Linked DNA regions of Homo sapiens: regions 1 and 2 are each linked to region 3. Evidence: read pairs that join two places in POLR2A ChIA-PET (ENCODE). Cell type or tissue: PC-9. All regions are shown on one strand.

Region 1 (4,000 bases), 100 kb before region 3:
TTATGCTTTCCTAGCACTCTCAGTAGTTTGCTTCCTTTTACCTTTCCCCCACCCCCATCTCTTATCCCACTTCCCTACCCTGAAGACTTCTCTAGCAGCTTGGAAACACTCTAATTACTGTAGCTATTATAGTCACAACCCAGATCCTCCACCTCCTTCTCTCTCACCCCTTTCTTTCTTCCCCCCTCCCCTTGCTCTAGCAGCAGGAGTTGAACTGCAGTCTCATGAGCACAGTCAGATCTATGAATGAGCTTTATATCTTGTCAAGGCAGAACTCCAGATCCAACAGGGCTAATTTTTCATGGTTCTCTTGCTGTTTGTTCTTGGATCAGAGTCCCAGAAATAAGAGATGGCAAATACCTGTCAGGTCATATCTAGTCCATCACTCAGGGGCAAACCTAGGATTTTTCTCTTGTCTCTGTGAGAAATTTTTCCTTCTTTCTTTTGCAGGTGAGAGCTGTCTGATGCCAGACAAGCTCTGAAACTGCCTTCTTTTTATTGTGTTCTCTGGTCATTAGTGTCTGGCCAACTTCTTTGGGGTTTTTTTCTTTTTTAATTCCATTTTTCAGGAATACTTCCTCCCAGCAATATCTCTACCCCTTCTTCAGTCCTTTCTTCTTGATTGTGGGCATCACCTTTGTGGATTCCTTTTGTACCATCAGTTATCTATGCCAGAAGTATCACTTTTCTGACCTTTGCCACAAGTGTCACTGTGGCCTGCTTTTAAGGAGGTACATTTGATGAAAACACAGGACATAAATTCTAGCAGGTGGTAATTAATAAAATACTTTAGAAAACATGTGCCTTAGCCCGGTGCGGTGGCTTACGCCTCTAATCTAAGCACTTTGGGAGGCCGAGACGGGCGGATCATGAGGTCAAGAGATCGAGACCATCCTGGCCAACATGGTGAAATCCTGTCTCTACTAAAAATACAAAAATTAGCTGGGCATGGTGGCGCACGTCTGTAGTCCCAGCTACTCGGGAGGCTGAGGAAGGATGATTGCTTGAATCTGAGAGATGGAGGTTGCAGTGAGTGGAGATCGTGCCACTGCATTCCAGTCTGGCAACAGAGCAAGGCTCTGTCAAAAAGAAAAAAGAAAATATGTGCCTTAAGTAACCCCTGTACTATATGAACAAATGTTGCTTCTTCTGTTCTAACACTTCTCTTTATGTGGATGAAATTTTATTTTTCTGTGTCTTTGTTACAGTTAAGATATTGTCTAAGAGTGTTATGTTTTCTTTACTAGTATGCTTTTTTTTTTTTTCTTTTTTGAGGCAGGGCCTTGCTCTGTCACCAGGCTGGAGCATAGTGACACAATCACGATCACAGCTCACTGCAGGCTCAACCTCCTGAGCTCAAGCAATTCTCCTACCTCAGCCTCCCAAGCAGTTGGAAGTACAGGCAGGCGCCACCACACCCAGCTAATTTTTTTTTCCTCCCTCCCTCCCCTTCCTCTCCTTCCTCTCTTTCCTTCCTTCCTTCCTCCTTTCCTTTCCTTTCCTTTCTTTTCTTTTCTTTTCCTTCCTTCCTTCCTTCATTTTCTCCTCTCTCCTCCTCCTTCTGCTTCTCCTTCCTTAAGACAGGGTCTCACTCTGTTGCCTAGGCTGGAGTGCAATGGTGCAATCACAGCTCATTCCAGCCTCAATGCCACCACACCTGGCTAATTTTTTTGTGTGTTTTTTTTTGTTTCGCTGCATTGCCCAGGCTTGTCTTGAACTCCTGGGCTCAAGCCATCCTCCCACCTTGGCCTCCCAAAGTGCTGGGATTATAGGCATGAGCCACTGTGACCAGCCCAATTTTTAAATTGTTTTTGTAGAGATGGAGTCTCACTATGTTGTGTGCCACTGCACTCCAGTCTGGTTGCCCAGGCTGGTCTCAAATTCCTGGACTCAAGCAGTCCTCCTTCCATGGTTTCCCAAAGTGCTGGGACTACAGACATGAGCCACAATGCCTGGCTAGTATAGCTTTTCAAAGAATAGAGGGGAAAAAATCATAGAATTGAGAGTCATAAAACCCAGATTCTGATCATTACTGTGCCTCTAATTAGCTGTTTGTCCTTGTGCAAGTCATGCCCCTGTTTTCATGTGCCTCATCTGTGAAATGAACACATTAGACAGGATGATCACTGCGGTTCCATTTAGCTGTAGAATATCATGATACCAAGATTGAGAGTCAGGTTGACACTTGTAGTCCTAGCACTTTGGGAGGCTGAGGCAGGAGGATCACTTGAGCCCAGGAGTTGGAGACCAGCCTGGGCAACAGAGAGGCCTCATATCTTAAAAAAAAAAAAAAAAAAAACAACACAATTCAGCCTGGCCAACATGGTGAAACCTTGTCTCTACTAAAAGTACAAAATTAGCCGTGTGTGGTGGCACATGCCTGTAATCCCAGCTACTTGGGAGGCTGAGGCAGGAGAATCGCTTAAACTTGGGAGGTAGAAGTTGCAGTGAGCCGAGATCAAGCCATTGCACTCCAGCCTGGGCAACAAGAGATAAATTCCATTTCAATAAATACGTAAATAATTAGCCAGGTGGTGTGCACTGTGGTCCCAGCTCTTCAGGAAGCAGAGATGGGAGGATCGCTTGAGCCCAGGAGGTCGAGGCTGCAGTGAGCTGTGATCTCACCACTGCAATTCAGCCTTCACTCGCACAGAGCAAGACCCTATTTCCAAAAAAAAAAAAAAAAAAAAAAAAAGATTATGGTGGAAGAACAGGACAAAAATATTTAACATAAGTGAGCATCTTTTTTTTTTTTATTGCTGGTCAAAAATATAGCCGGTATTCAGAAGGGCTAATGAGTGCAATTTCAGTTCCCTGGGGCTTGACTCTCATACTCTTTGATTTGTTTGGAAGGCTGTACTTTTATTAGGCCATCTTTTTTTGGAGGGTTTTGTAGCCTCATTCTGCAGGCTCACCAACTTGCCGCATATATCTTTTTCTAGTGTGCTTAAAACATAGGAGTGGAAATCAGAAAGCTGCAAAAAAGGCTGGCCTGGCTTGGTGGCTCACGCCTGTAATCCTAGCACTTTGGGAGGCCGAGGCGGGTGGATCAGCTTGAGGTCAGGAGTTGAGAAAGCTGCAGAAAAGGAACCTTAGCTTGTGAGAAGGAAGTTGTACCTGGAAGGATTTGCCATCTATCAATAAGAAGTAACTTTGTAAATTCAGTCAAGGATCTAATAATCTATTATATCTGAAATCTGGGAGCTAAATTGGACTGATTATGGAGGTTAGTTGGATATTTTTCCACTTTTGACTAGTCAGTAGAAATTCCACTTTGAATTAACTTCTTGGGACTGAGTACAAGTTGAGTTGCCCACAGTGTTTTGTTCGGAAAATAAAATTATGTTGTTATTTATTTATTTTTGACAGGGTCTTACCCAGCCTTGACCTAGTGGGTTCACCTCAGCCTTCCAAGTAGCTGGGACTACAAAAGTGTGCCACCATGCTTGGTTAATTTTTGTAATTTTTTTTGTAGAGATGATGGTTTGCCATGTTGCTCAGGCTAGTCTTGAGCTCCTAGGCTCAAGCCATCCTCCTGCTTCAGCCTCCCAAAGTGGTGGGATTACAGGTTTGAGCCACTGCACCCAGCCAATTACGTTATTTTTAATGCTGAAAATGCACGTTGATGACATTTGCCGAAGTATGACGAACAAGGGGGTATCTCTGAAATACCCTCCTAAAAGAGACGAGAAATGAAAAGCTGGTTGGTAAGTGTTTCAGGAACTTTCAGATTGAGAGTAATGTTAGGAAGTATTTGCTTTCAAGCAGTTTTTTTTTTCTTTTTGAGATGAAGTCGCTCTGTTGCCCAGGCTGGAGTGCGTTGGCGTGATCTTGGTTCACTGCAACCTCCACCTCCAGAGTTCAGGCGATTCTCCTGCCTCAGCCTCCTGAGTAGCTGGGATTACAGGCGTGTGCCACCATGCCTGGCTAATTTTTGTATTTTTAGTAGAGATGGGGTTTCACCATGTTGTTCAGGCTGGTCTCGAACTCCTGACCTCAT
Region 2 (4,000 bases), 220 kb before region 3:
AATTTATCCTAAAGCTAAAATGAGATCTGGTGATTATCATGGATACTCAAACACCAAAAAAAGGAAGAAAAGAAAAAAATTTCACATCATTCATTATGGTCAACAGAGAAATTAAAGTGTATTTTAAAACATATTGGCAAGGCGCGGTGGCTCACACCTGTAATCCCAGCACTTTGGGAGGCTGAGGAGGGCAGATCACCTGAGGTCAGGAGTTCGAGACCAGCCTGGCCAACGTGGTGAAACCCCATCTCTACTAAAAATACAAAAAATTAGCTGGACATGGTAGGTAGCGGGCACCTGTAATTCCAGCTACTCAGGAGTCTGAGGCAAGAGAATTGCCTGAACCCGGAATGTGGAGGTTGCAGTGAGCCGAGATCACGCCACTGTACTCCAGCCTGGGCAACGAGAGCGAAACTCCACCTCAAAAAAAAAAAAAAAAAAGTATCAAGACAGAAGAAAATGTATAACTTTCATTCAGGAAGTCGTAAATACCCCTTTTTATAGGCTAAGGAGTTAGAATGTATAAGCAGCAGAAATCCATGGGGATCCAATGCTATTGTTCCCTGGCAAATTTATGTAGCATTTTGATGGAGACATCAAACTCGGCACCCAGGCTTCTCCCTTTTCGTGGCAAGGGCAATGGCTACCTCTTCACCCGACATCTCTGGACAAGGCAAAAACTAAGAGAATATCCCTCTACCCAGTATACCCACACCTCCAATGTGATGGGTGAGAAATTATTAAAGAATAATTCCCATCCCTAGCACCCCAACCCCCACTATAACTACACTGCCCACTTGGAGCTTCTGGGTGAGGGACAGACTACATTAGTGTGGGGACAGTCCATCTGTCTTTCTATCTCATCAGAACATTCCTGCTGCAGACAAAGCATGGCTTCTATCCAGATGGCTCTCTCTTTAGGCCATTTCTGGGATACCACACTAGTGCTATTTCAATTTCTCTGAGATGACTGAGTCTTTCTGGTCCGCTAAGTTAAGGTTATAACCTCAGCAAGTTTGGTCTTTTACAGTTTAGTAACCCAAAAGCCTGCCGTCAGAATTTATTAAGATCCAAAATGAACCTAGCATGGTGGTTAGCACCTGTAATCCCAGCTACTCAGGAGGTTGAGGTGGAAGGATCACTTGAGCTCAGGAGTTCAAGACCAGCCTGAGCAACACACTGAGACCCTCGTCTCCAAAAATTAAAAAAAAAAAAAAAATTAAAAATTAAAAAAATCCCAAATGAAAAGTGCCAACTATGTGCACACATTTAGATGAAAACTAAGCAACTGGCACAGAGGGTAAGATAAAATCCACTACTGAAAGAGTAAATTTAAGTAAGCTTGTTTTAAGTTAAAAATCCTCAGAAGAAGCTTCTTTTCTGGTTTTAAGACATCAAGTGAATAAAGATTTAATCTAAAATATCTTTTTATCAATTTTTTAAGCTTCCATCAACAAGTGGACTATGTTAAATACTACTTATAAAAATGGTTTTATCGGCTGGTCGCGGTGGCTCACACCTGTAATCCCAGCACTTTGGGAGGCCAAGGCGGGCGGATCACAAGGTCAGGAGATCGAGACCATCCTGGCTAACACGGTGAAACCCCGTCTCTACTAAAAATACAAAAAGAAAAAAAATTAGCCGGGTGTGGTGGCAGGCACCTGTAGTCCCAGCTACTCCGGAGGCTGAGGCAGGAGAATGGCGTGAACCCGGGAGATGGAGCTTGCAGTGAGCCAAGATCACGCCACTGCACTCCAGCCTGAGCAACAGAGCAAGACTCTGTCTCCAAAAAAAAAAAATTGGTTTATCAAGTGAACAGTGAGAATTAAAAGATGCATGAAGTTACCATTCATATAGTTTGAAATAACAATTAACTTTAAACAGTATCTGTCATCATCCTGTATAACTCAATATAAAAATGCAAGATCTTTGGTTACATGTTCACTGATAGAGCTGATATTATATAACCTAAATCTACTGAGGATTTTTATTTTTACAAAATAATCTGATGAACTCAAAGCCATAAAACATAAAAGGGGTTGGGAGAGAAGGAATCTGAAACAGATGGCATCTAAATTTTTTTTCCTGAGTCCATCTTGAACACAATCCCAATAATGTCAAAATCCAATTTTGCTCTCCAAATAAGTAATCTCCACAACTTAAAATGGTAATTCTGAAGTAAATCCATTCTTTTTCTTTTTTTTTTTCCTCCCAGCTTCTCAGAGCTTCTATATTGGGCAGAAATGAGTAGAGACAAGTTAACTGTTAAAAAGAGAAAAACTATCATTCCACAAATTCAAAAGTTATTTCCGGAAAATACACTTATCTAAAACCACTGAAGCAGTTTCTATCAATATGTAGTACTAAAATCTATGACACCAGCCTTTTTTTATATAATGATTATTTATCCTTATTAGAGACTAAATCACAGCTCCATAAAAGAAATATGCTTTAAAATAAAAATGAGCTCTGGAAGAATACTCATTTGGTTTGAGTAAAAAGAAAGCACCGCCTGGACTTTTTAATAACATTTTCACAGTAACTCACTCCTGATTGTATAGCGCCAATAAATTCAGCTGTATTTTGTTCATTATCTAATTCTAGTATATGGTACATATATAAACCTTCCCAATCTTTCCTAAAACTTTCTGAGGTCATCCAAGAGATAGATATTAAACAAAGGTTTAGTCATTTTTAGATTTCCTGACAAGCAAATTCCATAACTGACAACTGCAAAGATCCTTGGAACGGCCACAGACTTTGAGAGGAAGTGGTGATTGAGAAATCTCTAACCGTCTCTATTCATTGCACACAATTAAGATAGAATTTTTTACTCTAGCAGCTAGTATACTATCTCTTATATCAAAATTAATAGATTATCGGGCCAGGCACGGTGGCTCACGCCTGTAGTCCCAGCACTTTGAGAGGCTGAGGCGGGCCAATCACTTGAGGCCAGGAGTTCAAGACCAGCGTGGCCAACATGGCAAAACCCCATGTCCACTAAAAATACAAAAATTAGCCAGGTATGCTGGCGCACACCTGTAATCCCAGCTAATCGGGAGACTGAGGCAGGAGGGGCGCTTGAACCTGAGGGGCAGAGGCTGCAGTAAGCTGAGCCTGGGCACTCCAGCCTGGGTAACAGAAACTCCGTCTCAAAAACAAAAAAGATTTTTAAAAATATTAATACAGTATTATAGTTTGAGAAGAAGACAGGGGAAAAAGTGGGAGCTTCTGAGAGCTTTACCAAAGCATATGATCTCAACTTTAAGATTTAAAGGATGATAAAAAAATGATACGAGAAAACACAGCAGGCCGGGCAGGGCAGTTCACACCTGTAATCCCAGCACCTTGGGAGGCCAAGGTGGGTGGATCACCTGAGGTCACGAGTTAGAGAGCCGCCTGGCCAACATGGCCAACACCGTTTCTACTAAAAATACAAAAATTAGCCAGCATGGTGGCGCATGCCTATAGTTCCAGCTTATTCAGGAGGCTGAGGCAGTAGAATTGCTTGAACCCGGGAGGCGGAGGTTGCAGTGAGCCAAGATAGTGCCGCTGCACTCCAGCATGGGTGACAGAGCAAGACTCCATCTCAAAAAAAAAGTGAAAAGATAAAAGAAAACACAGCAGAAAGCTTAGATATATACAGACCTTACACTCTCAGAAGAGCCATTTAGAAAGCTAAATAACCTTACCAAAACTCTGTAACTATCACAAAACATAATTTGAATTCTTCTTTTTTTTTTTTTTTTTTTGAGATGGAGTTTTGCTCTTGCCCAGGCTGGAGTGAATGGCACAATCTTGGCTCACCGCAACCTCCACCTCCCGGGTTCAAGCGATTCTCTTGCCTCAGCCTCCCGAGTAGCTGGGATTACAGGCATGCTCCATCATGCCTGACTAATGTTGTATTTTTAGTAGAGATGGGGTTTCTCCATGTTGCTCAGGCTGGTCTCAAACTCCTGACCTCAGGTGATCCGCCCACCTCGGCCTCCCAAGGTGCTAG
Region 3 (4,000 bases):
AATATCTCTATGAGATAGGAACTCTTTCTTTCTTACTTTTTAAAATAGAGATAGGGGTCTCGCTATATTGCCCAGGCTTGTCTCAAACTCCTGTGCTCAAGTGATCCCCCTGCCTTAACTTCCCAAAGTGTTGAGATTACAGGCGTGAGCCACTGTGCCTGACTGGCCGAGAGCTCTCTTATTCCCACTTTATACATGAGCATAGTGAGTTTTAGCAAGCTAAGAAACGTGGCCTGGTTGGTGGTTTGTGGAGCCAGGATTAAAATCCAGGTAATCTGACTTATATCTTCCACAGTTATAACTATACTACCTCTCATTATATCTTTTTCTCTTCTCATCTTTATCATTTAAATACTTTTATAAAAGGCATTTGAGATGGTTAAGCATAAATATGTTTCTCAAAGCAATAGATACCAGGAAAACAGTTCCTGGTGGCCTTGCTTAGAAGCCATGTTCTAATCAATCAAGATTCTTAAGGAAGAGTAGCATCATCAATTGTTCATGTATATTAGTAGATGAGTCTGGAAAGTGGAACCAAGGTTCTGGACTTCTTTGTTTCTTTAAGCCTTCTAATTATATTTTGATGATTATGGTCAAGTATATGGATTCTAGTTTGTCTTTAGTGAGAGATTCAAAAGGAGCATTGTGTTTAATTCTAGAAACTCGAGATACTAATATTATCACGATGAGTTCACTCCTATTATTTTCATGTTATGTTTTTTTGGATTAGTAAAATTAGCTTAGTTTTGGCCAGGCGCAGTGGCTCACACCTGTTATCCCAGCACTTTGGGAAGCCGAGGCAGGTGGATCACCTGAGGTCAGGAGTTCGAGACGAGCCTGGCCAACATAGCAAAACCTCGTCTCTACTAAAAATACAAAAATTAGCCAGGTGTGGTGGCACGCACCTGTAGTCCCAGCTACTCGGGAGGCTGAGGCAGGAGAATCACTTGAACCTGGGAGGCGGAAGTTGCAGTGAGCCGGGATCATGCCACTGCACTCCAGCCGGGGCAACAGAGCGAGACTCTGTCTCTAAATACATAAATAAAGCATATGATCTATATGGACAGTCATATCTTTTTCTTTTTAAAAGTCCATGCTGATGCTAGACGTAAGAGATGATTTGCACAGAGTAAGTGCTAAGGTTGATAACAAATTCCTTCTGTAGGGTGTTTATCCAAGAGGGGAAAATAGGAATTCTAGAGGGGAAGATATGAAACTTTTGGGTATAGATCCCTCAGCAGAGCAGAAACACAGAGGGCTTAGGCACCTCATAAGAAGAGCTAATAATACTGCCACTGATCATGGTGATAATAAGAAAGAGAGCAAACATTTATTTACTGTTTGCTAAATATAGTGCTGGCACTTTAAATGTATTATATGAATAGATTAAATGGGTTAATAAATGTAGAATACATAGAATAATGCCTGGTGCATGGTAAAAAGTTATATAAACAGCTGCTATTTTTATTGTACTTTTATATTTTTATATAATATATTTTTATTTTTTAATTTTTATTGTTATCCTTTTGGGTGGTGATTGTAATTATTCTTCACAGCAACCGTATAAGTTAAGTACTATTATTATCCATTTTACATATGGGTAAACTGGATGCCAGAGGTTAAGCCAGGAAATAGTAGAACAGGATTCAAACTCTCTAGTTTTATGTAGTTGAGTCTTTTTTTTCAGTCAGTCTCACTCTGTCACCCAGGATCGCCCAGGCTGGAGGGCAGTGGTGAGATCTTCACTCACTGCAGCCTCTGCCTCCTGGGTTCAAGCAGTTCTCCTGCCTCAGCCTCCCAAGTAGGTGGGGTTACAGGTGCCCACCACCACGCCTGGATAATTTTTGTATTTTTTTAGTAGAGACAAGATTTCGCCATGTTGGTCAGGCTGGTCTCAAACTCCTGACCTCAAGTGATCTCACAAAGTGCTGGTATTACAGGTGTGAGCCCGGCCTTGAGTCTTTGTTTGGTTAGGACTGCCTAGGGATATAGATAGCTATTCTACTTAGTGTTGCTGGAAAGTTGCCCTTAAGGAAGTGACATTTAGGCTGATACTGAAAGATAAAAAGCTAGGTATGCAAAAGTTGAGAAAGGGAAAGAGGAACTTTAGGCAAAGTACAGCAAGTGCAAAGGCCTGAGGGGAAATGGGTTTGACATGGTTCTGTAAACAAAAATGTCACCTTCTGAGTGAGTTCTTCCCTGAATACTGTATTTAAAACTGGCCAGGTGTGGTAGCTGATGACTAATTCCAACACTTTGGGAAGCCGAAGTAGGCAGATCGTTTGAGTCTGAAAGTTCAAGACCAGCCTGGGCCCCATTGTGAGACCTCATTCTTTACAAAAAATAAATTCGCTGGGCATGGTGGCATGTGCCTGTAGTCCCAGGTACTTGGGAGGCTGAGGTGGGAGGATCACTTGAGCCAGGGAGATTGATCCCTGTTTTATTTTCTCCATAACACTTATTATTGTCCCACATAGTATATAATTTATTTTGGTTGTCTCTCCCACAATGGGATATAAGCTTCCTGAGGACAGGGATGTTTGTCTGATTTGTTCATTGTTATTGCCAGGTCCTCCCTTAGCCCATGGGACTTTTTCCAGTAAATTAGAAAAGAATGCCAGGCACGGTGGCTCACACCTGTAACCCCAGCACTTTGGGAGGCCAAGGCAGGCAGTTCACCTGAGGTCGGGAGTTTGAGACCAGCCTGACCAACATGGAGAAACCACCATCTCCACTAAAAATACAAAATTAGCCGGGCATGGTGGCACATGCCTGCATACCTGTAATCCCAGCTACTCAGGAAGCTGAGGCAGGAGAATTGCTTGAAACCGGGAGGCGGAAGTTGTGGTGAGCCAAGATGGTGCCATTGCACTCCAGCCTGGACAACAAGAGCAAAACTCCGTCTTGAGAAAAAAAAGAAAAGAAAAGAAAGTCTCCTTTCCAAAAGGTTGTGGCTCCACGCGGGACACGTAGTTCGGCTAGAAAAGCATGGACCTAGATTTTGGCCTCCTCTTGCCTCCTCAGCCAATTATACAAGACATAATTGAGCAACCATTACATGGCAGTCCTAGGATGCATTCATAGTACCTAGAACAGTGCCAACGTGTAGCAGACATGAATAAATATTTGTAGAATGATGGAATAGTTTAGAGTGAAGAAGAGTGATTATGAGATGAGAAAGTAAGCAGAAACCAGGTCAAGTAAGACTTCTAAGGAGTTTGATCTTTTTTTTTTTTTTCCTAAATAGCAGTCAACTGACAAGTCCCATGGAATACTTTCCATTAAATCATAATCTGTATTTTCAAAAAGCAGTGCAAGTAATTCTGCAGTAGAGTTAGTGGCCCAACTTTCTTTTTTTTTTTTTTTTTTTTTTTTTTGAGACGGAGTCTTGCTCTGTCGCCCAGGCTGGAGTGCAGTGGCGCAATCTTGGCTCACTGCAAGCTCCGCCTGCCGGGTTCATACCATTCTCCTGCCTCAGCCTCCCGAGTAGCTGGGACTACAGACACCCGCCACCATGTCTGGCTAATTTAATTTTTTTTTTTTTGTATTTTTAGTAGAGATGGGGTTTCACCTTGTTGAGGATGGTCTTGATCTCCTGACCTCGTGATCCGCCCACCTCGGCCTCCCAAAATGCTGGGATTACAGGCGTCAGCCGCTGTGCCTGGCTAGCAGGCCAACTTTCAATACTTTTGGACCTTCAGGGATCCATCTCCTGCCTATTTCACCCTTGTCTATTTGGCATTTTACTTTGCCTGCATATGTGGGTTTACCATGTTCTTTCAAACTCTGTGCAAGGGAGTTTGGGATGAACTATATGTAAAATATTCATTTTTTTCCTTGCAACCCCAAATCCAAACACAGTTGGATGGAGTTTTTAATCAGGGTTATTGCAGAAAACCCAGGACCTCAGGTCCTTGTGATTGAGTGGTGAATGAAGGGGAAAATGAGGCCACTTGAACATTATTCTGTTTAGGAACTTGCTGTATGAATTAGTAGAGAC

What was found. ChIA-PET counts read pairs that join two places held together with the same protein. Peaks named below come from ENCODE experiments on the same cell type or tissue, not always from the same donor. Only the 100,000 strongest peaks of a DNase experiment are listed, where the experiment ranks them.
Region 1: POLR2A ChIA-PET joins it to region 3 with 5 read pairs; 7 of 35 experiments call an interaction of 5 or more read pairs at or near these places.
Region 2: POLR2A ChIA-PET joins it to region 3 with 9 read pairs; 4 of 35 experiments call an interaction of 5 or more read pairs at or near these places.

Annotation. Positions count from the first base shown.
Region 1 is chr15:64,466,758-64,470,757 of GRCh38, forward strand. All of the region lies in intron 1 of ZNF609 (zinc finger protein 609), which reads left to right. Among named protein-coding and RNA genes, the nearest start is that of ZNF609, 8.2 kb to the left of the region's middle. In PC-9, no CTCF peak of the experiment used is centred here; no DNase peak of the experiment used is centred here.
Region 2 is chr15:64,348,715-64,352,714 of GRCh38, forward strand. The region is part of intron 1 of CSNK1G1 (casein kinase 1 gamma 1); the gene reads right to left. Among named protein-coding and RNA genes, the nearest start is that of CSNK1G1, 5.5 kb to the right of the region's middle. In PC-9, no CTCF peak of the experiment used is centred here; no DNase peak of the experiment used is centred here.
Region 3 is chr15:64,569,996-64,573,995 of GRCh38, forward strand. All of the region lies in intron 2 of ZNF609 (zinc finger protein 609), which reads left to right. The region is part of intron 4 of LOC101930091 (a long non-coding RNA gene); the gene reads right to left. Among named protein-coding and RNA genes, the nearest start is that of ZNF609, 110 kb to the left of the region's middle. RefSeq lists enhancers at 2,171-2,240, 2,271-2,370. In PC-9, no CTCF peak of the experiment used is centred here; a DNase peak (open chromatin) is centred at 2,076; H3K27ac peaks cover 953 bases.